3 separate regions of the Homo sapiens genome follow, and regions 2 and 3 are each linked to region 1. A link is a loop called in an ENCODE intact Hi-C map of the cell type or tissue named here. Cell type or tissue: Calu3. All regions are shown on one strand. Region 1 overlaps VPS13D (vacuolar protein sorting 13 homolog D). Region 2 has its middle 15 kb from the start of LINC02766. Region 3 overlaps DHRS3 (dehydrogenase/reductase 3).

The links. A loop is a pair of places that touch in the nucleus more often than their neighbours do. Peaks named below come from ENCODE experiments on the same cell type or tissue, not always from the same donor. Only the 100,000 strongest peaks of a DNase experiment are listed, where the experiment ranks them.
Region 2: it touches region 1 in a loop (5-fold over the local background); 13 of 110 quality-filtered maps call a loop at or near these places.
Region 3: it touches region 1 in a loop (4-fold over the local background); 23 of 110 quality-filtered maps call a loop at or near these places.

Annotation. Positions count from the first base shown.
Region 1 is chr1:12,473,801-12,481,800 of GRCh38, reverse strand. The region is part of intron 67 of VPS13D (vacuolar protein sorting 13 homolog D); the gene reads right to left. Among named protein-coding and RNA genes, the nearest start is that of SNORA59A, 29 kb to the left of the region's middle. RefSeq lists enhancers at 89-607, 2,340-3,196, 3,197-4,054 and silencers at 3,413-3,707, 7,613-7,907. In Calu3, no CTCF peak of the experiment used is centred here; DNase peaks (open chromatin) are centred at 730, 3,470 and 6,045.
Region 2 is chr1:12,536,708-12,544,707 of GRCh38, reverse strand. No RefSeq gene overlaps it. Among named protein-coding and RNA genes, the nearest start is that of LINC02766, 15 kb to the right of the region's middle. RefSeq lists enhancers at 2,851-3,145, 3,708-4,356. In Calu3, no CTCF peak of the experiment used is centred here; DNase peaks (open chromatin) are centred at 2,967, 4,307 and 4,607.
Region 3 is chr1:12,592,434-12,600,433 of GRCh38, reverse strand. The region is part of intron 1 of DHRS3 (dehydrogenase/reductase 3); the gene reads left to right. Among named protein-coding and RNA genes, the nearest start is that of MIR6730, 17 kb to the right of the region's middle. RefSeq lists an enhancer at 7,153-7,652. In Calu3, no CTCF peak of the experiment used is centred here; DNase peaks (open chromatin) are centred at 2,443, 3,873, 4,433 and 5,053.

The sequences.
Region 1 (8,000 bases):
TCCCCAGCTGCAGAGTCACTAGAGTGAAGGGGTTTACAGACTGTCCTTTCTGATTCTCATCAGGGTGAACTACAGCCTAGAAGACAAGCTGGTTCAGAGACCAAATCAACTTTGCTTTGAAATGTTCTCCTTTCCCCATCCCCCTTGAAAGCAGAATTAATGATCCAGGTGGTGGGAAATCAAAAAATAAAAGAGAAGGACTTGGGGTCACCTCAGGTGCATTTCTGTGCCTTCATAAAAATCAGATACACCCCTTGGGTCAGAGTTGACACCAAACCTTCAGAGCACTTGTCCTTCTAGGAAACAAGAACCAACAACACTGAATCCATTTGAACTCCTGGACTGTAGGTCTTGCCTCTACAAGCCTGGAAATCGATATATATAAAATGTGTTAGAACTTGGTGGAAGCCAGTGGGGAAAGAGGCTAGGCCCTTTCAGGTCAGGGAAGGGGTTGGGCACGGAGGGGAAAGACCCATCTGGTGACAGCTACGGCTCACACTACACTATGTGCCTTTTCTACTTGGCCCCGTTGGGTACTGGGATGCAGACTTGCAAGCAGGACAAACTGATCAGCAGCAGGCCCTGGGCCCCTGCCTGGGCCTCCCCGTGCCTCTGGGAAAAGCAGGTGCAGCCAGGAGTCGGCCAATGCAGAGGCAACAGCACCACTTCCTGTCATGCTTCTCTGAGCAACACAAAGCCTGTGCTCTAGACTTTCCTCCAACTGAGGGTTTGTTTCTCCCTCTGGACCTGGGGGCAAAAGGCAGACAGAGAGGGCAGGTGCCTGTGTCTTCCAAAGACCAAGTTCCTTGGGGTGGAGAGAAGCAAGCAGGCCTAGGGCAAACTTGAAGTTGACAAAGGAGAGTGAGTCACACAGAAGGCAGGAAATGAGTCTTCAGTTACTGCTCTTCATTGCTCCCTTTCCAAAGGATTGCTCAGATCCAAGAAGCTGAGACCAGACTTCCTTCTGCATGTTACATAAAGCACTGGGAACCTTCTAGTTAGTGCCCTCTTTGTCTTGAGATTTTTGCAGATAAGAATTTCCATAAATCCCAGTTAGTCAATCATCTGGCTACCTCATGGCATTTTTAGGTATGGTTAAACAGAACCAGAAAATTTCAAAAGAGCAGCAGAATTCCTTTATACAATTTAACCTTAAATACATGATGAGGAGAACCCTCAAACAGGTACTCCATTAAAAGTCAGCCAGTACCAACGTTTGCTGAACTTCAGGATTAGCAATCATGTAATGGAGTCCAGATCGTAAGTTAGCTCCATCCTGGGACTCACTACCAGAGCCAATTTCTAGGTTTTTAAAGCACTTTGACCATGGAATCATAACACAATCCAACAATCTCTGGGTTGGCCAGCCATTTAGTCTCTTCTCCTACCTCTAGAAAGCTTCTGTCCAGGATCCGTGGCACCCAAACAGAAGCTCTCCCTGGCCTCCAAAAGGAGATGGCTATGACATACTGAGCACATGCACCTGGGACAGTCTACTGCGGAGGCTTCTTGTACTGTGTACCAGCTGGAGTTCCCAGGTTACCGCCTGGTGAAGATGGTCTTGGCAGCATGGCAGAGCAAAGATGGGTTGCAGCAGAGAAGTGTCACTGCTATTCTGTGACAAACTGGCACACTGTGAACTTGGAAGGCTGCAGTAGTTCATTATTTCAGGAGTGGAATGGGGTACACAGGGATGGACCAGGGACAGCACAGCTCCTGGGCACAAAGCTTAGTGACCTGCTTCTCTAGGCACTGGCACTAAAAGGCCAGGGTCTCTCCATGCTCAGGCCCACTGCTGTTTGGCCCAAAGAGGCCCTTGAACATGAGCCCTTCCAAGCTTCCCAGCTATAGTATATCCCTCACACTGTCTCTGTGTTAAGCTGGTGGGCTGAGGGAATTCAATACATACCCTTCATTCGCATTGTGGGGTCCAAATTTTATAGTACCTCCTCTCCAAGTGAACCAGGGTCTTTGCACAAATCTTCTGGGCTATAGGCAGATATTAAGCTCCTACCCTTCATATCCAAGAATCGAAAGGAAGTAGACCTAACACTTGGTCAGATGCTTTGGATTGAAATCATGAGGTCTTTCGATGTGAGGGACCGAGAGATGGCCCAGAAGCAGCACAGAGATTAGGAGCATGTACTCTGTGTTCAGTTGGCCAGGGTCCACATTCTGGTTCCCTTCCTTACTACCTCTGAGATCTTAGACAAGTTACGTATCCCCTGTGTGCCTCAACTTTCCCATCTGTACAATGGGGAAAGTATAGCACCCACCTCATAGGGTGGTTGTGAAGACTGAATACTAATGACAGCGATACCATGCAAGCTAGTCAATGTTTTGGATCAATTTCTGCAGCACTGTCATCCCGAGCAGGTGTCTGCCTAAGAGGCATTGTCCATTGCAGACAAGCAGCAATCTGGAAGTGACAGACACAGATTTCTTCCTGGACACCATGGACAAAGCACAGGCAGGTCCCGAGTTTGGCCAAAGAACGTGACTGGCTGATGGACAGGACTAAACTACCCCTTCGCCCACTTTCTTCCTTTTGTCCTTTGAACACAGGCAGCCCTTTCTTTCTGACTATACTTATGCTAAATCCTTGTTTGTCTGCCCATTTCCTCAATGCAGTGCCCACTGTAAGAACCCAGGCCACTCCAGGCCTTGCTGTGACAATGTGCCTATTTCTACATGCCCTCCCTATTGAATGGACAGAGTTCCCATGGGGCCACCGGCCTCGGACAGTGAGAACTCTGGGCTCACAGGCCACTCCGTGGGGCGGCCTTCCACCTGCTCTGTTTTAGCACCTGGGCGTAGCTGTGGAAGGCCAGAAAGCAAGGCTATTAACAGCTTTCGAGGTGATGGGGAAGGAAAACGGCATCATCCCAAGCTTGACAAGAGCACTCCACGGCCGGCATCTGACCCACCTCTGCCACCGATGCGGCCTCCTTGGAGACAGGCAGGTTTCCTGTGGTGTCAGCCCTGTTTCCTCCAGCAACATTATACCACAAACAGAGAGCTACTCTGAAGAAAGCACTAAGGTGTCCCGTTTCTGGCCGGGGGGAGGGAGGCAGACTGCTTTGCTTCTCCAGAGAGAAACATCACCGTGCCTTGACCCTCTCTAGACAGCGTTTCTTCCTCTCCCCAGTCCTGAAAAGCTGTTTGAAGAAAAGAAACGTGCAGGCTTTCCTTTATGACCTCAGATGGGCAAGTTCTGAATGGCAGCTGGTTCTATTACATGCAGTGTGAGAGGGTTAAACAGGACAGCCTCGACTCTTTATAAACTTTTGCCCTGTGGATATGCACTCATTGGCGGCAGTACAAGACTCGAGCTGTATTACACGCCTTAATGATATGGTTCAACTGTCGGTCAGGCTTGGGCCTGGCATTGGGCCAGACCGCAATCAATGGGACACAGAACCTCCCCCTTTCAGATCATCACGAAGGCTCATATTATCTCCTTTTCGTCGTGCTGGTTAAATTTATGGAGCAGAACCCTGAAGCCGCATTCCTCGGCCTGGGCCGGCCCACGCGGCACTCCCTCCCTTTGTTCGGTACTGTAAGCCAGCCGTGCTTCGGAGGACTACAGGGTTGTTAGTTCAGGCACTGACTGTTTGCTCATGACTGAAGTGAAAAGAGTTCAGGGGAAGGGCAAAAGGACAGCCCAAGTGTAAAACCCCATCCCAGCAGGCCCTGGGCCCCTATATATAGGCCCCGAGCTGCTCCTGAATGTCACATTTCACTTTGTTCTCACAAAAGCAAAATCTTCAGTCTGATCCCTGACGAACCTTCCATAAAACAGCTGCTGAGTCCTCCTACAGTGCACCCCCACTTGAACTCCTGGATTTTCTGGGGTGCCATGGGAGGCAAGATTGCCCTTAATACAACCACACTAAAAAGGAGACAGATCTCTATAGCTATCTGCTAGTCCTTCCAGGTTCCACAGGAGATGGGAATGCCAACCCTGGTTACTAGCTGGTCTTATTTTTAATGTAGAAAAAAAAAATTTATTTTTCGGTCTTTGGCTATAAGGGAGGGATACGTGAGTGCTGTATGTGAATGCATGTGTGTGTGCACAGGAGGGAAGTGTTTATAGGGGATTTAGTCTTATGGAATCAAATAGGAGAAGGTCCCAAGCATTAGACCTGCCGAATCTATCCATGTGTTCTCATTAATGCTCTGATTAGCATCCAAAGTGTTAAACAAGCAGCTCACATGGGCAGGACTTCATTTTAGTTTTAGAGTTTAGCCCAAGAGGAGGGCTTTCCTGGAATGTTCTAGAGTGGCACATTTACAACTCACTACAGAGGACGCCACTGGAGGGCTGGAAAGGCAGGTCATCGCGGAGGTGAATCCAGGCTCTCCAAGTGATTAACTGTGAGTCTATGGTTTGTCACATCGAGCTGTTGTGTATTAGTGGGTCCACCTGTAAAATGAGGCTACTGGGTTGAATTTTGGAAGTCTGAAATGATTACTAGAACTCTTCTAACGAAGGCCCAAGCAAAATAGAGAAAGAAAGAGTAGGAGGAACATAGAGAAAAAATCCAAAACCAAAAACAAACCAAAGGTATAAGAGGAGCAGGTGGGAAAAATGGCCTCTGAGGGGTGAGCCACTGCTGACTTGATACGTGTTTTTCTGGTCAGTTTTGTCTTCACCCATCTTGATACTAAGAGTTGGGCCCAAGCTTGTTAAAAATAAAAACAGAAATCCCATACTAGCAACTACATGCCCACTGGCACTTTCCAATTCCGGGCAGAAGCAGACTTCTTTGATGGGGTTCAGTGAAGCCAGTGGTCTGTTTCAAATCAGACCCTAGTTCTATCTGCAGGTGAAAAGTCACGCTTCCTCCTTCGAAGTTAAGCTATGTATTTCTGAACAGAAACTGTAAATATACTCTCGGATTTTCCTCACAAGGTTTCCTTGTCTACTGTGTTTGGAGCTGGTAAGTGAATTTGCCATTCCGAATCTTAATTTAAAGCCCCTTTTGGTGGTGGAGGCAGGGTAGAGAGGAGGTGCCACGGATCACAGAAAACCATCTCTTGTTATATCCCTCTTGTCTATGCTTTTGTATACTATTTGTTCTGGTTTGTTTAAAATATAGTGTTATAGAGAACCACTTAAGCTGGGAAATAAAAGGCAACAAAGAGGTAGGCTAAATTTAGGAAATTTTCAAGAAAAATGTGTAATCCAGTCAATCTGTCTCCAGTTATTCATATACATGTTCAGGGTTCAATTAAGTCTTTAGTCATAATATGCCACATCTCCCAGGACAATCTACAAAGCACTTGCACTCACATGATCACGCAGGTTACATTAATACACGTAAATGAATCCAGTCTCCATTAGGCGTTGAGTGTGTAACACGAGGACTCCTGAAGGCCTACTTTGGCCCATCATGAGCCCAGATGCATCAGGAGTCTCTGATATATTAAAATTTGGAAAGCTGGACCTACCCCTGAGAATGAGACTTTAATATGGGCCAAGACAGACTGAGAACTTATAAACTCAATGCCCCTGCTTCCTGTTGACTTTTTCTATCTCAGGATCACTTTTATGACAATATTCCAGGAACATGCAATTCTAAGTAAATAAACTGGCCAAACTCTGAAAATGCAGGAACACAAGTTGCTTACAAATGAGATGTAGAAACCAGGACAAAGAGAGCTGCCATAGCAGACTCACTGGTGTGCACGCTTCTCTCTTGTACATTCTGTGGTTTGCCTGTTCCACGAGCTATGTGACACTGCTATTTACTCTAGCACTGTGGCCAAGGCTAAGAAGTACTCATCTAATATGGGTTTGGGAACTAAAAGGAAATATGTTTTGGAATTTACTTTTTCACACCCACACACCATTCTTGTACAAAATGCCTCTGTCAAGGTGTTTTTTTGTTTTTTGTTTTTTTTTTTTTAAACATTGATTTCTTGGCCATCAGCTAAAAGAAACTAAACATTCAAGTACCTCCACGATGACTGAGCATGCGGGAAGTGGTTTATTTACAACAGGTTCCCTGGACATTTTATTTGATGTATGCTGTCCTGACAGACTCCACCCATGTGATCAAGCCTGCTATGTATGTCTGGGGCCACTTTGTAGTTTTCCCAAAGGTGAAATCAGAGGGAGGGCTGAAGTGGTGACAAGGCCAAATTGGCTACAGACTCAATCCCTTGCGGGGATGAGATGTAACTCACTTAAATGGTGCTAAGTCCAGCTGGGGATTAGGCTAGGGCCACAACCTGCCAAAGAATACTTTAGGTACACTACAGCTGCAGATTAACCTAGTGCTTTTTTATTTTTAGAATCCATTATCGGGCTGCCATATATTCTGCATGGGCTTTTTCTTCATTCTAATATCCAGCTTCCTCCCTGATGGCAGAGCCAGCCCTAGGAAGGGAGCTTCCTCTGTGCCACTCCTCCAGGAAGTTACACAACTAGTTATTCACCTCAGCCATGCAGACATGACCAGGGCAAGGATGACCCTCTCCCCCTTTGTATGGGGGAGAATGACCTGAGATGGGGATATAAAGCTGTCTGCACAAGGTCACAAAGCACAGTAGCATCAGAGCTGGAGTCAGGGCTCTGCTCTTGTGATTTGCAATCCTGTTCTCTTGCCAAGGGGCCAAGCTGCTTCCAGTACCCAAAGGGAACATCCAATAGCTTATTTTGATCACAGAGAGTTGAGTCAAGAAGGAACTGATCCTATGCTGACAAACTGAATGAATGTGAACTGCTGCCACTTCCGCACAATACATCAGGACGAGGCTCCATGCTACTCTGTCAGCTCCACCACTGCCTTTGGGAAAAAGAATAAAATCCCATGAATCTCTCTAAAACTTAAAAAAAAAAAATCTGCATTAGTATATTGGGCTTTAATAGGGTTTTTAAAAAATCTGTCACTACAGTGCGTTGTACTTATCATATGTTCTAAGAAGAGCCCAAGTCGCAAATGAATTGCCTGTGGCCTGAATGCTATTCCCCCAAGAGCTACCTCCCTTGCCTAAAGGATACCCAGAATTTCCTAGGAGGCTCAAAAGGCAACAGTTAAATTTCGGGAATTAGGACAAATGGGAGGATGAAGTTTGAAATGAATTACAAAGGGAACATTTATAATCTAGAAAATGTTCATTTTCAAAGGCTCAAGGCATTACGATAATCCACAGTTATCGATCTTGTATTTTCATTATGCAGAAATCGTGAAATAAAAGGTGCATGATGAAAGCAGTGTTTGAAAGGGCCCATCAGACTTAGCTAGAAATGAAAGAAATAGTTTTTCCTCTTAAACGCTTAGCCCTGAACTTTTTTTTTTTTAACAGACCTAGGGGACCCCGACCTACATAATAATATTGTTGTGAGATTGTCCTGGTGGGAGTCAGACAGATCAGCCCTCGACAGTTCCAAGAGCCCCACTGAAAAGGAATCTGATTCTACAATTTAAAACCCTTAAATAATACTGAACAGTGGACTGTCATGCGTCTGGAAAATATAACCATTTTTGAAGAATGCTTTCCAAACCACGTAATGCTTTTAAAGCTGTTTATCAAAAGAGCTGGATGAGCCACGGTGGCCTGAAACAGTTTATCAGCTGTTACAGGGTCGCATGCCCCATCCTAATTTCCTTAAGCACTCCATCATTCTCGGTTGTCCTAGTCTCGGCAGACAACAGATGCCAATGTTTGGAGACATTTGCTACATAACTTTTACCCGACAAACCTGGCTCCAGGACAGATTTCCATGTCATGTGGGGCTTTTGGCTGAACTCTGCTCGAACCCAGAGGCATATCATTTACAGCAGACACTAACAATAGTTTGGGGTCACCTGCTCTTCACAAGTGGGTTCAGAGCAAGTTCGTGGCCTCTGCACACCTTTTCCAGTGCGGTTCCCACACACAAAGGCTCAGAGCCCAGGAGAGTCCCTCCACCCAGCAACTCAACCAGGTTTGGTGGCCTGAGTTCAACTGTTCATTTTGTGTGAAGAAAGAGAATGGGAAGGACAAAAGCC
Region 2 (8,000 bases), 63 kb before region 1:
GCCCTTTGCATCTCATAAACCTTTTCCTTGGGATGAATTCCAATAGAGAATTACTGGGATGGAAACATCGTTTTATGACTTTCTTTCTCTGGGTGTGAGTTAATTTCTAAGTACGACAGCAATTTGCAATACCTTCAACAGCAGAGTGAGTACCTGAATTTCTCTGCATGCTTCAGAATCCTGGGTGTGACCTTGAGAACACTTTTCTTTTCCTGGTGCAGTGGCTCATGCCTGTAATACCTGCACTTTGGGAGGCTGAGGCAGGAGGATCACTTGAGCCCAGGAGTTTAAGACAAGTCTGGTCAACATAGGGAGATAGGGAGGCCCTTTTTCTACCAAAAAAAAATTAAAATTAGCCGGGCATGGTGGCACATGCGGGCAGTTCCACCCGTGGTCCCACTGAGATGGGCAGATTGCACTAAGCCATGATCACACCACTGGACTCCAATCTGGGTGCCAGAGCGAGACCTTGTCTCAAAGAAAAAAACCTTGTTTTAAATTCATTTTGTAAATATAAAATAGCCTCTTAATACTGCCTTAGTTTCCCCCTCTTTGATGATGAGTGAGGACAATCACGTGAACTCAGAGCACGTGAGCTTGCCATGTTAATTAACCTCTGAGCCCCAACCGGGTCAGATATAAACTGGGAATGCTGCCATTTCCAGCTGGTAAGTTTTTCTTTTTGTCCAATTCAACCAATCATTTGATCTTGATTTGTTTATTTATAGGAGCTTTAGATACATGCGGTACTTTCAGAATAGCAAAATCAAAACATGGTCTTTGCCCCAAGAACTTACGACCTATTTCCATATTGCCAGTGTGTCTCAGAACTACCCTAAATGAGTCTTAGGAGTAGTTTGAATGTCCAATAGTAATTACGTCATCTGCGGAACCCAGACGCCTCAGAAATAAATTAATTTCATCCCAGACGTAGTTATCAGGGTTGTGGCTATGTAAACAGTTTTCATCATTTCATACCTGAATGAATGAATTATATTCTGCAGAAAACTGGTTGGTTGGAGAGATTTAATTAAGACAGGAATGCAGGAATTTTCTTGGGACAAACAAAAGGATTATAGAACTTTGTAAATAATATACAAAAAAATTAGAAACGTACATTTGTTGGTTGGATTTTCTTTCTTTCTTTCTTTCTTTCTTCTTTCTTTCTTTCTTCTTTCTTTTTCTTTTTTCTTTCTTTCTTTTTTTTTTTTTTGACAGGATCTCTGTCGCCCAGGCTGAAGTGTGGTGGCATTATCCTGGATGGCTCACTGCAGCCTCGACCTCCTGGACTCAAATGATCCTCCCACCTCAGCCTCCCCAGTAGCCGGAACCACTGGTGAGTGCCACCATCCCTAGCCAATTATTTTATCTGTAGAGATGAGATCTCGCTATGCTGCTCAGGCTTCTCTTGAACTCTTGGGCTCGAGTAATTCTCCCACCTTGGCCTCCCAAAGTGCTGGTATTATAGGTGGGAGCCACTGTGCTTGGCCATTTGGTTGGATTTTCTTGCTATACTCCCTGTGCTAATGAAGTGAGATGTAAAACTTACTTCAGTGTCTAATACAGATAAGCATTCAATGAATGCTGACTGCCCAACTCTAGTTTCTTCATATGTAAGTGATTCTTTCACGTCCTCTGTTTGTCTACATTAAACTCAATGTTTTTCTTGTTTATTTTAATGAATTCTTTATATATTGTAGCCACTCTTTTGCTTCCTGTTTCCTGACATTTTACTTTGTCCACAAAATTTAGAACATTGGAAACATTTCCTGTCCTGGGTTACATTAGAGTCACACTCCTGCTATTCTATGCTCTACCCCCAACCCCCCCACCGCCCCCCGCCACCAACTCTCTAAGACTCAGTGGGCTGAAATGAGAGCCAGGAGGTTTACCAGTTGGAGCAATTTAGTTGATTTTGTCCTGGGCTCAGGCAGCTTTCCCTGATGTCATTTGTTCCCTGGGGATTTGGCTCACTGAAGCACACAGGATAATTCTTCTGGAATGAAAGGACTTAGAATCTCCTCATTCAGAGGGTCTCTTGCCTCAAATTCTATTCTGGGTCCGTTTTCTTATTTTATGGTGGTAATTGTTATTGTTCTTGCTTTTTTTCCTTTTGCAGCAAACTCACTCATTATCAAATATCCAACAAGAGTGTTCTAGGTGCAAGACTTTGAATTTTGGGGACACAATGGTGAACAAAACAGACATGTCCCTGCCCAAGCGGAGTTCACAGCAGAGTTCCTGGGAGATGCACACTGGCCAATGCCATCCAGTCCACAAGTGCTCATCAGGCACCTGCCGTGTGCCAGGCTGTCTTCTGGGCCTGGGGACAGACACGTGAGCAGAGATGGTCCCTACCATCTCTGCATCGGGAGCTTATCATCAACACAAATCCACGAAACATGACATTTAACATGCGCAAAGCTGCAAAGGAAGGGCTGGCAGAGCCACGTGGACTACGGTACAGGGAGGGACTTATTCTGACCAGGGGTCTGCCAGGAGGGGTGTCAGTCACGGAAGGCTTCCCTGAGGAAGCGACCTGTGTCATGAGCTCTGATGGCTGACTTAGAATTAACCGGGCAAATGGGGACAAGACTTTTTGACACAAAGGGAATAATAGATGCAAAGCACTTGGGGTGGGAGGAAACAGTTTTAAGGGCCCACTCAGGGCTGGATCCAGGGTGGGGCACCGGGATTCTTGGGGCCAAAAGGCTGGGTTTCTCCTCGTCTGGTGAATCAGAGTTTGGGGGAAGCCTCTACTGGTTTAGCCCACCCTCAGAGCCCTGATCCACCAGCTGGGCAGCTCAGCTCATCTTTTGTCTGGTGGTGGGGAAAGGCTGTTGGAGGCGCTGAGGGGCAGAAGCCTGTTTTTGGAGGGCCCGTGGCAGAGAGTGAGGGAGGGCCACGTGGAGCCCCACGGTCACCCTGCTACTTTCTCTGACCTCAGCTGCGGCTTGGCCTCCCGCCCTTTGGGAGTTCACAGGGAGGTGAAATCTGCAAGCGGAGGCTGGTTTCTTCCCCTCCTGGGAGGACTGAGCTATCCAGACAAGGCCCGGGAAGGCCCCTTCCTCCCCTTCCAGGGCTCTCTGGGATCTGATGAGCCATTTGTCCAGCTCTGTCTTCTCCCCTCCCCAGCTCTGGGGACAGAGCAGCTGGGACTGCAAAGACTGTCCTGTTCCTGATGTAGGTCCCCACACCTGGAGACCCAGGGGCTGAGGCCGGCCCCCTGCACCTCCTCCAAGCTGCTGAGCTCAACTGCACTCTGTGGCCCCAGGAAGGCATGGGAAAGGCTGCCCCCCTGGAGCACTTCATGGCTGTCGAGGCGCACGTTGCAAATCAGGCTCTGGCCCTTTGCCTCTGCGAGCACTGGGGGCTGTCACTTACGACCCTGTCCTTACAGGGAAATTCCAGCCCACAGCTCAGGGCCTTGGGAGCAGCCGCATAGACTTCGGAGCCAGGCAGCTCTGGGTTGGCGTCCCTGACCTGTCTCACTCTCTGCAGGACACTGGGCACATTTACGTCTCTGAGCTTCAGTTTCTCCATGTGTAAAAAGGGGTCTACCCCTAAGCTGCAGCGCTGTGGTACTTATGGTGGCAGCTGGTGACAATTCCTGACAGCGGGAGTTGGGGGGTTCTTTACCACCAGTGGCTCCTCTCAGAGTCATTCAACCCAGGCAGGGGCACTGGGGAGATGGTCAGTACCGCCCAGGTAAACCGAGGCCTCACGTGTAGGAGCCTGCTTTCTGGAAGGGAGGCTCTGCCAGCAAGTCTCATTTCATCCTCAAAAGAACCCAGGGATGTAGTTATAAGCAGGATTCGCCTCTGACAGATGAGGAGAGGTTCAGAGAGGTTGACAAACTCACTCAAGGTTGCACAGCAAGTAAAAGGCCCAGCTGGGATCCTTCAGGGATTGCTGGACCAGGGAGCCCCTCCTCTGCACCGTCAGGAAGGGTCCAGTGCTGGGCCCTGAAGCCAGGAGCCCGAGAGGACGTTCTCAGCACCAGCTCCGCCTGCAAGCCCAGGATTTCCCACCCCCATGCACCGCACCCAGGACCCCAGGACAGTGCCCCTCCCCGCACACTGGGCTCTGGCCTCAGCCTGCCTCTGGGAACTTGGCGTTGGAGTTGGGGGAGGGTGGAGGGAAAGGCAGCCTTCGGAGCTGTCCCTGGGAGGGGAGCCGTTTGGCGTGAGGGCCGGGCCAGGCCGGCCTCCTTTGTTGCAGGCTGACAGGACGGTGCGGCCACCACACACTTCAGCTGCCAACTCGCCGCGGTCACTCAATCCATCACCGAGGGCGGGGGCTCCCGGCCCTGCTGGCTCCTGGCCGCTCGGCCTGCGATGTTGTTTTAGTCTGACTCGGGCTGTGAGATAAACGGGGCATGAACCGGTCCCCTGGCAGGGGGTCAGCCCCTTCTGCCCTCATTAAAGTGCCAATCAAGAAGAGGAATGGAGACGCTGAGTGAGCTCAGCCCTCTCGGCCAAGGGGGCAGGAGCCGGTCCCCCCACCACGGATGCCTGGAGAATTCCATCCATCCAAGGCCTGCGGGCGTCTGGTTGCAACACACCCAAGCAGCCGGCCCTTGGTGTTCCGTTCCTTCCCAAGCCTGCGTATGTGAGCAGCGGGTGGGGTGGGTACTTGCGACTTTGAATTTCCAGCTCCCCCAACTGGAAGGGAAATTCAAAGCAGCAAGTACCCACCCACCTCCTGCTCACACGGGCAGGCTCGGCTTGCTGTTGTGGCAACGTCACAAACCACCCCAAAACTTTATGGCTTAAAACAATTATCTCCAGGCATGGTGACTCATGTCTGTAAAACTAGCACTTTGAGAGACCAAAGTGGGAGGATTGCTTGAGGTCAGGAGTTCGAGACCAGCCTGGCCAACATAGTGAGATCCCACCTCTATCAAAAAATATAAAAATTAGCTGGATTAATGGGGCACACCTGTAGTCCCAGCCACTCAGGAGGCTGAGGCAGGAAGATCACTTGAGTCCAGGAGTTCAAGGCTGCACTGAGTCACTTGCACTCTAGCCTGGGCCACAGAGCAAGACCCTCTCTCAAAAAACCAAACCAAACCAACCAAACAAAAAAACACCCAGCCATTTGATGATCTTGTTTGAACCTGAGGGTGGACAGGGCTCAGCTAGGTGAATCATCTGCTCCATCATCTGCTGGGGTGGTGGCTGGAGGGGCTGTTTGCTGGGGCTCTTCTGGGCTGAAGGGTTCAACATGGCTCAGGCATGTGGCATCTTTGTGGGGACACCCAGAAGGCTGGGACACCTGGTTCACGAGGATGGCTGTGCCTGTCTCTCTGTCCCTGTGGAGTCTCGGGGCCTCTCTCCCTGTCTTACATGGCCTCTCCATGTGGTCTGTCCTGCAGGGTAGCCAGACTATTCAGTGACTTGGGGCTCCCAAAAGCACATGAGTGAAGGTGCTAGGCCTTCATAAGGTTTTGGCCTGGAACATGGCACAGAGGAACGTCTGCCCCATCCTAAAGCAAGTCAGGAACCAGCTCTCTTTTCTCCTGGGCACTCTGCCTGGAGGGCAAGTGGATCAGCAGCCTCTTGGGGTGTGGGGTGAGGTGGCTGGAATTCTCTCTCTCTCTCTATATATATATGTATACACACACACACACACACACACACACACACACACACACTCCACAATTCTTCAACTCTCTGGAAGAACCCCTCAAAGTCTATAACAAGGCATTCGCAAAAACATAATTAATAGTATGCTTTCATATTAATTTTACATATTAAATAAAAATAATAATTGGACCGGGTGCAGTGACTCACACCTGTAATTCCAGCACTTTGTGAGGCCAAGGCAGGGAGATCACTTGAGGATCTGCCAGGAGTTCAAGACCAGCCTGGGCAACATGGCAAAACCCTGTCTCTACAAAAAATTAGCCAGGCATGGTGACGTGTGCCTGTAGTCCCAGCTACTCGGGAAGCTGAGGTGGGAAGATCACTTGAGCACAGGAAGCAGAGGTTGCAATGAGCTGAGATTGCACCACTGCACTCCAGACTGGGAGACAGACTGAGACTGTCTCAATAATAATAGTAATAATAATAATAATTGTTACCATTGCTTAAGAACTTATGCCAAGCATTGTTCTAAGCAATTATAGCTTATTTAATTCCCCTGATAGCCCTGTAGGGATGATATAACTATTACCCTTGCTTTACATGTGTCTAAGATAAGTGGCTAAACTGTAATAGACTCCCAAACATTTAGTAACTCAAACACAATAGAGGTTTTTATCTTGCTCTCTTAAGGAAAGATCAGCATTCCTGGTGGGCAAGCAGCCCTCCTCCCTTTAGTGTCCCATAGATCCAGGCTCCATCCATCCTGTGACCCCCACCCCTCACCTCTGGTCCCCAGTAGTGCATAGATCACTCTGGCAGCTACATGAAGACTGGGCCATGGATGGTGTGTGCAGCTGTGGGCAAGCAGAGGGGTTTGGGATATTCACCATTTGCCTTCTAAATTTACTCTCCCTTTGTTCACCCTGCTCTCTGCCCTGGGAGGCTGCCCTCTGTGGACTATATCAGTGGGCTCCCCAACCCTCCAGCTTCCAGTTAGGCTCAGCCAGTGGGAGACAGAGCAGGAGATCAGAGGGCAAGAGGAGAGGGGAGGGTATTGATTTCCCTGGCTCTCTGTCTCCACTAGGCTGTAGTTTGGAAGTAGCTGACTTTTTCTACCAAAGGCTATGGCTCCTATCAGGGGGCCGGCAGCTTTGACTCTCACCCATCTTAGGGATGGTAAGAGGATACGTCACCGTCTCTTGTTGGTACCCCTGATCCCACCCGCAGCTTGTAATCAGCCCGTCTGCTAACCTCTCTGCAATCTCTGTATCTGTCAGAGGATACAGCTCATCTACATTCTGCAGTGGTCTCAGCTGGCACAGGAGGCAAGGGAGGAAGCAAGGAACCATTGAGAATGCTACAGTAATAATCCAGGAGGGAGATGATGGTGGGGTAGCTTTCCAAGGTCGGGCCAACAGGATTTTCTGATGGATTGGATATGGGGTTCGAATAAAAGAGAAGTTTCCAGGATGATTCCAAAATGGTTGGCTTGAGCAACTGGGAAAATGGAGTTATTTATTAAGATGGGTAAGACCAAAGGAGAGGCAGGCTTGGTCAGTTTTGGACATGTTAAGTAAGGCATGCTTTTTAGGCTTCTAAATGGAGACATTGAGAGGCAGATGGAGCTCTGAGTTTGAATTTCAGGGCAGAAATTCAGGCGGGAGATAAGACTATGAGACCTGCCCATATACAGATGATATTTAAAGCCATAGGACTCAGAGAGATAACCAAGGAGAGTTTGGCTGAAGAAAGGAAGAGGACTTACAGTGAATGCTGCGGCTCTCCAACATTTGGAGGCCAGGAAGATGAGAACAAAGAATAACGAGTGAAGTAGGAGGAAAATGAAGGAATTGGGTATTCTGGAAACAAAGTAAAAAAAAAAAAACTTTCAAGAAGGAGAGAGTGGCTGGGCACGGTGGCTCACGCCTGTAATCCCAGCACTTTGGGAGGCCAAGGTGGGCAGATCACGAGGCCAGGAGATCGAGACCATCCTGGCTAACATGGTGAAAACCCAACTCTACTAAAAGTACAAAAAATTAGCCGGGCGTGGTGGCACGCACCTGTGGTTCCAGCTACTCAGGAGGCTGAGGCAGGAGAATCACCTGAACCCAGGAGGCAGAGGTTGCAGTGAGCCAAGATTGTGCCACTGCACTCCAGCCTGGGTGACAGAATGAGACTCCATCTCAAAAAAAAAAAAAAAAAGAAGGAGAGAGAGTGCTCAATCATGACAAATACAGCTTTTATTCAGATTAGATAAGGCCTTATCATGAAGATTAGAGTTTGAAATATGAATGTCATTGATTATCTGGAAAGGGTGAGGTTGTGGGGATGAAAGCTTAATTGGCAAGGGCTCAGAGAAAAGGAGAAATTTCTGGTTCTATCCATGGCAGAGTAGTTGGTACTGGACAAATC
Region 3 (8,000 bases), 120 kb before region 1:
GGCCTCTCCGGGCCACTTCCCTATGAGCACACAGCAGAGGAGACGGGGTCCTTAAGGGATGGCAAGACACAAGGTCAGTGTGGACTGGGCACATGGTGCCCTCCGAGGGCTCACACCTCCTCAGCCAGCAGATCCATGCCTTGGCTTTGGGGATATCTCCTGAGCCTTCAAGTCAGTGGAAATGTTTGTGTGATTGTGTGTGTGTGTGTGTACGTGTACACACACACACACACAGATGTGCGGTTCTTTCTTTCACAAGGAGCCAGTAAAGCATAGAGATTCAGATTTTGAGTTCAGGAGTCAACCACACCAAAGTTCATATGCTGGCTCTTCTATTCACTTGCCGTGTGACCTTGAGCAAGTTACTGGACCTCTCTGAGCCTACATGCCTTGGTAGGGTGGACCATGGCTGAAGGCAGCTGCAAGCACAGACGGGGGCTTCCAACCAGTCTTTGTTGTTAATAAAGTGCTACCCACGTGTTAAACAATTTACATGACAATCTGATTTACTCCTCAGAGCAACCCTATGACACAGTCACTGTTCCCAGTTTAAAGATGGAAATACTAGGGCTCAGAGACGTTAAATACTTGCCCAAGGTCACACAGCCCAGGTAGCCATGGGATTCGAATCCAGGCAGTCTGGCTTCTAGGAAAGGAAACCTGGCTGTGCCTAGGACTGGGGTCTAAGCTGAGGCGTTAAGGATGAGATGGAAGCAGCAGAAGGAAAATATCCCAGGCAGAGGGAAAGAGCAGAGCTAGAAAATAGGAGATGAGAGAGTTTGTTTCCTTTGGGAAAAAGACCCTGGCCTGGCCAGAACAAAAGTGTGAGCAGGGAGTGGAGAGAGATGGCCAGGGCCATACCTCATAGAGCCTGGTGGTTGTGGGGTGAAGTCTGGACATGATTGGGAGAGCACTAGGGAGCCACTGAAGGCTTTCTACAGGATGCACGACCAGCCCACATTACTGGAAGGTGACGGAAGCCTGATTTTCCACAGAATTCTCTGATGTTGGAGGGATGTGATGCTCTCTGAGGACCACGGAAAATCACTTTCTGTGGGGCTGGTGCTTGGGAAAATTCCCGCCTCAACTGGCCCTATGGGCCAAGGGCCTGGCTTTTCTCCCAGCATCCTGGTCTTTGCAGGGTGTGCTGGCCTGGCCATTTCCCATTGAATGTCCCGCTTCCTCTGAATCCCCTGGCCCTCTGGGCCCAGAGCCACAGCCTGATAGCATGAGACCAGTCAGCCGGAAGGGTTAACTCCAAGGCAGTTGACCTTCGTCCTAGCAGAGATTAAACCGATTCCTAATTAATAGCCTGTAGGATAGCTACCTTGGCACAGCTTGCAAGTAATTTAAGGCTTGTCCTTAGAGGCTGGTCCATAAATTACGTTTAATTAGCTGAAGGTCTCCCTGGGACACATCAGCCTGGTGTGTGATTGAGCCTACCAGCTCAGTGACCTCTGAATTTCATGTTGGAGTATGAGGGAGATGCTGAGATACTCCAGTAAAATGTTTATTTCCTTTTCCAAAACAAGAGCTGAATTCTTTCTTCTGCTAGCAGCTCTGAGGGGTACCGCCAACCGGTTTGGGGGTCTCTGCTCAGCTAGTTCCTGGCTTTGCTCTTGACTAATTACTTATACTTCCAGGGTCTCAGTGCCTTGTCTCTAAAAAGAAGCCGAGTTCAAGTCTACAGACCCTTATCTGAAACCCTTAAGGCTAGCTGTGTCTCATAGGTCTGATGTTTTGGACTTTAGAAATGCAATCCAGCAGATAGGCCATATACCTAGTGATGCCCACAGCAAGGTCTAGGGCAGCCACCCGTAATCACAGTGATAGTTACCACAGTGGGATAAAGAGACCAGAACTAGCCTCATGATGGTTCCAATTAGGGCTTGCTCTAAACGCGTGTGTCAAAAATAAATGTAGGATTTTAGAGCTTTTTGGATTCTAGAACGGAGGATAAGGGGCCGTAAACCTCACTGTTGAACTCAGAGAAGCTCCTAAATAAATGCTAATTATGATGAGTACTGTTGTTATTTTTTTTTGTTTTATTTTACTTGCCGAGACAGAGTCTCACTCCATCACTCAGGCTGGAGTGCATTGGTGCGATCTCAGGTTATTGCAGCCTCAACCTCCCAGGCTCACGTGATCCTCCCCAGTGGCCGGGACTACAGGCGCGCACCACCATGCCTGGCTAACTTTTGTATTTTTAGTGGAGACAGGCTTTCACCATGTTGCCCAGGTTACCTGTTGTTATTATTCCTCTTTCCCCTACAGCTCATACGCTGCCATGTCCACTGCCCCTGCACATGTAGAGACTGGATGTGCGGGCAACTTTTAGTTTGGCAGGTGTCACCTGTCTGCTGGGGATGTGTGATACGTTCTTCCTGGAGTGGCTCTGCCGGAGCTGTGTTTGTGTTTCCTGCTGCCTGGGGGAGCGTGGAAGGCTTGTGACTTGGCACGAGGTCCCACTGGGTGTTCCTGTTGGGCACCCTCTGTGCGATGGCTGGGGCTGGCTTCCTGGGTGTGACCCAGGGATTCTCACTGGCCCTGCTCTCAGAAGCGCCCTACACTTGGTTTGAGGCTCGGCTGTCACCATCTTGCAATTCTTTACAATTTTTGAACCAGGGACCCTGCGAATGATGTGGCTGGTCCTAACGACAGCCATAGCACACAGGTTGTCAACTTCATTCCTCCCAAGTTCCCCTCAAAGGGAAGTTACTAATGTTTCACAGAAGAGGCAAAACTATTTCATTCATTCATTCACACAGTCACTGGGCACCCAATTACCAAGCCAGGCCTGGAAATTCCTTGGACAGCCTACATTCTAGAGAGTGTGTGTGTTTGAGAATGGGAGAAATAGACAAAAACCAAGCAAACAAATAACCACCATCACTTCAGATAGTGACCAAGTGCTGCAAAGACAAGAAAGCAGAGGGATGTGAGGCAGAAGGATGTTAAAGATTAAATTCAGTGAAGGAGAAGCTGGAATCAGGGCTGGAGTTCAGCTGTGCCTTGTTGCACTCCATGAGTACTCGCTAAAGATCTGGGGTCATTTCAGGCCGGGCGCCATGGCTCACGCCTGTAATCCCAACACTTTGGAAGGCTGAGGTGGGTGGACCAGTTGAGGTCAGGAGTTCGAGACCAGCCTGGCCAAGATGGTGAAACCCTGTCTCTACTAAAAATACAAAAATTAGCCAGGTGCGGTGGTGGGCGCCTGTAATCCCAGGCACTCGAGAGGCTGAGGCAGGAGAATCGCTTGAACCCGGGAGGCGGAGGTTGCAGTGAGCCGAGATCGCGCCACTGCACTCCAGCCTGGGTGACAGAGTGAGACTCCGTCTAGGGCGGGGGGAGATCTGGGGTCATTTCTAGGTTCCCCACCCCCCACAAGGCAGGGTGATCATTAGTTAATGAGGTCCAAGTAGGGGAGTCAATGGGGGTCTCCTTGAGCCAGGGGGGACTATTCATCCCCAAAGACCTCGTCACCCCGGCTTCTCACAATAAACCCAGAGGCTCAGTTTGGGGGGGCAGTGGGTGAGGAGAAGGGCAGCCTTGGTTTCTCTGAGGGTCTCCAAGTTCTCCCCGTGCCAGGCCCCCTGCACCTGAGGCTTCTGACCGGCCCTGCGGTTTGGTGAGCATTTTCTTGCACTTTTGACCTTCCCCACACCAGCACAGGGAGGCCAGTTTCAGTTTTCCCCACTTCCCCAGATGGAGATGGTGAAGCTCAGAGATGCCAAGTGACTCATCCAAAAGTCACACAGCAAATCAACTCCAGAGCAGATTCCTTGAGGCCCCAACCAGGCTGCTTTTCATTCCAAAGGGCAGTGCAGGCTCTCAGCTCTGAGCGCTGGCTGCCAAGTTAGTGCGGTCCAGGGCTGCTCTGGGAGCTCCGCGGGATAAACAGGCCCCCTGCTTCGGAAGGGAGGGGCGGTGCGCGGCCAACGGGACACTTTTATACCTCTTTATACCTGGAAGCCATCCCTGCAACCCCCCAACCAGGCTTTGCAAGGGAGAAGTAATGAGCTTCCCAGAAAGCCCAGAGCAAAGGCAGGCACCTCCCCAATCTCTTCCCACGAAAACCCGAAGCTGACCCCGGAGGCCCAGCCCTCGGGTTTAGAGGCTTCTCGGGGAAGCGGAGACAGAGACCCTAGAGGAGAGGCTGCCCCCGGAGGGGTGGGAGCTGCCAGCCCCCAGGGGTGCTCGAGGGGAGCGAGGCCGCTCCAGGGAGGTGGGTGCCCGCCAGAGGGGCGGCGAGGGCTGCCGGGACGGTTCACGCAGCGGCCAGCAGACTGGCTGCGTGTTGCAATGTCTGGTGGCGTTTGCAGCATCCTGTCCGTGTGTGCAGCTGGGGTAACCTCGGGCCGGCGGAGGAGCGCGTGTGGCTCGTAGGCCCTGCGGCCGGAGGCTGCTGGCACCTTGCATCTCATTTACAGCTCCGGGTTCAGCCACAGGTCAGCGGCGCCCGTGACATCACGGCGTCTGTTTACCGACGGGTCTGGGCAAGAGCGGACGGTCCCGGGGCGGGAGGGGGACCCCAGCAGCGCCCCGGCCCCCAGCCCGGCTCCCCTCCTCACCCCCTCCGCCCAGCCCCTCCTCGTCTGCACCTGAGACCTCAACCCAGCCCCCTTCTGCAGCCACCTACCCTGTCCCCTCCCCAGCTGCACCCGGGATCCCAACCCAGCTCCTCTCCACAGCCCCCAGCCTGTCCCATCGCCCCCCATCTGCACCCTGACCGCACCTCGGCCTTCCTTCGCCGCCCGGCCCAGGACCCCAACCTGTTTCCCCGCTTTCCCCGCAAAGCCCTCCCTATCTGCTCCCGGGACACCACCTGGCCCCCTCCTCACCCGCTCCACCCAGTCGCCCTCCAGTCTGCACCCAGGACCCCAGCCTCGCCCCGCCCCCTCCCCATCTATCTCCCGCCCCTTCCCATCCCCTTTCCACCCCTTTCCCATCCGCCGCTTGGGATCCCAGCCCGATCCCCACCCGGCACTGCAGCCCCGCCCAGCCCCTCCCGGGACCCCCGCGGCCCCGCCCCGCGCCCGCCCCTGGGCCCACTTTCAGAAAGACTTCCTGGAGCCTCCTGCCCGACCCGCTGAGGCTTGGCGGCTCCTCCTGCCACCCCCTCACGCCATCATGTGAGCCAGGCTGGCCTCCCGGCCGCGCACCGAGCCGGCTGCAGCTCGTTAGCTGTCAGGGCCAGGGTTGGGACGGCCCGGGCACTTTGTTATTGGAAACTGGGCTCACCCCCGCTGCGCTAGGTGGGTCCCAGGCGCTGGGGCAGCCTCTTCCCCCGGAGCTGCCTTTGCCACCTGGAACTGCTTTCTCGCTCACCGCCTCCCCTCCCCTCCCTCTGCGTAAACCAATTGTTCTGGAAGCTGAAGGGACCTGGGATTCTCTTCCTGCACACCTGGGGCTTGCCAGAGCCAACCCTCCTGGAGAGGGAGGCGCTGGGGCTCAGGGAACGGCAACCTCATTCTTCCATTTTCTCAGGCCAAACGCTCTGGTGTCCTCTGGGAAGCTCACTTTCTCCAGCACCCAGCTCTGCAACCGTCCAGAATCCCTCTTCTCCCATCACCTAAGCATCCCAGCCCAGCCCCTTCCAGCTTCATGTCAGAGGCTGTCTTTTTTCTCCTTACAACCTCCCAATCTACCCCATCTCAGAAAAGAATTCAAAGTCCTGCTGTGGCTGGTGTCTCCCGCTTGCTCTTCCACACTGGTCTCCGTGCTGGGGAAGCTCATTCCCACCCCAGGGCCTTTGCACCAACTGTTCCCTCCACCAGGGATGCTCTTCCTCCACGCGTCTGTATCGCTCCCTCCTTCACTTCCCTCAGGTCTCTTCCAAAATGTTACTTTAACCAAGAGGACTTCCCTGCACCTTTCCCCCACCATCTGAATACCACTCCCACCCCATAATCACTCCCTCCAACCCCCTACAAAGCTATGTGTTCCTCCCATGCACATCTAGCACTTTCTAGTGGCTAGAAAACTACTTACTATACAGTCATTCGTTCACGTGAACAAGTGTTCATGCTCATTGTCCCCGGACTTACACACAAGCAAACTCCGCAAGTGAGATAAATGTATTCCCCGCTGGATCCCAGGGCCTCCAAAGTGCCTGGTGCACACAATTCCACAAATAGTCCTTGAATGAATGAATGAGGCAGGACAGGGTTGTTAAAAGAGCTTCCCTTTGGAGTCCGAGCCTTGCTTTGAAACTTCTAGTAGTGCAGCCTGCATGAGTTACTTAGACTGTCCAAATTTGAATCCCACCCCGGTGGACAGTAATCTGGAGATGTGTGCTGTGAGGGAAGGGTGGTCTGTAGATGCTGGCTCCTCCCTCCTCTCCTTGGCACCCCCACCCCAAGGTCACCCAGCACTTTCCAGCAAGAGGTCCAGTGGGGGAAAAGGGCAAAGGTTGTGAGGTGTCAGCCATGAACTCTAGCCTGAGTTTCTCTGCCTCCGTGTTTTGCCAAGTGCGGCCCTGGGCAGTCAGATGGAGGTGGAGCCCCTGGCCAGTCTTGTAGGCTGGGGATGTTTGTGAAAAGAAACATCAGCCCGTGGGTTTCTGGCTGGGAGTGAGCAGTGTTCTGCCTGCCCAGAGTCAGCTTTTGTGATCGTTTCCCTGGAGAGTTTTCTGAGTGGTCCCAGAACCAAAAAGTTTCGCAAGAATCACACCCAGGGATGAGGTGGAGACTGCCCAGTTGTCACGTACTGGCTCTTGGCAGGGCGTGGTTTTAGCATTTGAAGGAGTGTCCTCAGGAACACTAGGTGCTCATCACAGGGGGAGACATGCCTGTCTCAGCAACTGGGAAGGAGGAAATCAAAGAAGGGTAGATTTGTAAATCAAATCAGAGCTGGTGTTTGTGGGGTTGGGGCATTTTACATGAAGACCTCTTGGGTAAAGAGACACTTGAGCAGAACCTGTGAGAAGGTGGCCAGGTGTGGTACCTCACTCCTGTAATCCCAGCACTTTGGGAGACTGAGGCAGGAGGATCACTTGAAGCCAGGAGTTCAAGACCAGCCTGGGCAACAATGTGATACCCCCGTCTCTACAAATAATAATAATCATAATAATTTTTTAAAAAGAAAAGAGGGTGCCCTACAAGGAGAGGGATACTTGGGAAAAGAGAACAGAGAGCAGCCAGTACAAAGGCCCTAAGGTAGAGGGGGCCAGTGCTTCTGCAGGGCCGAGACCTAGGAGGGAGTAGCTGAGACGAGGGATGGGGCAGACCAGGAAGGGCCTGCGATCCCAGTAAACACTAGATTCCAGTCTGTGAGATGGGCAGCCATCAGTAGTCATAAGCAGGGTGATGTGGTCTGACACATTCTAGAAGGATCTCTGGCTGTTGTGTTGAGAACAGACTGAGGCAGGGGCCCTGGGGCAAAGGTAGCAGCCAAGTGACCTTTTGGGACCAGGTGAGGGGTCCACTTGTGCTCCAGGTGAAGGGCGCTGAGGCAGGGCCCCAAGGCGCCGTGGAGGTGGCGAGAAGTGGTGAGAAGCCTCTGGATTTCAGAGGTCAGGCTGACAGGGTGCGTGGTGGAGTGGGCATACAGTGAGAGAAAACACTTAATGTGGGACAGTGAAGAGCCTTCGGAGGTTAAAAAGAGCTTGGCATCTGAAAACAGGGAGTGGTGTGGAGGGGAAGCAGCCTCCGTCACTTCCCAGCCTCGGGAGCCTGGGGCTGGGCCTCGCTTGGCCTCCTCTATTGAATGAGGATAATGGAGCCCATTTGTGTTAGTTTCCTGTCAATGGCACAACAAATGACCACCAGCTGTGTGGCCCAAAACACCAAAGCTGCTCTCACATTTCTGGGTACCAGAAGTCCAAACTCCAGGTGTCAGCAGGGCCCCACTCCCTCCCGGGCTCTAGGGAAGGATCCTTCCTTGTCTCTTTCAGCTCCTGGTGGCTCTTGGCAGCTCCTGGCATCGCGTGGCTTGTGGCCGCCTCACTGCCGTCTCTGCTTCCATCTTCACGCGGCCTTCCTCTCCTCTGTGTATGTCTT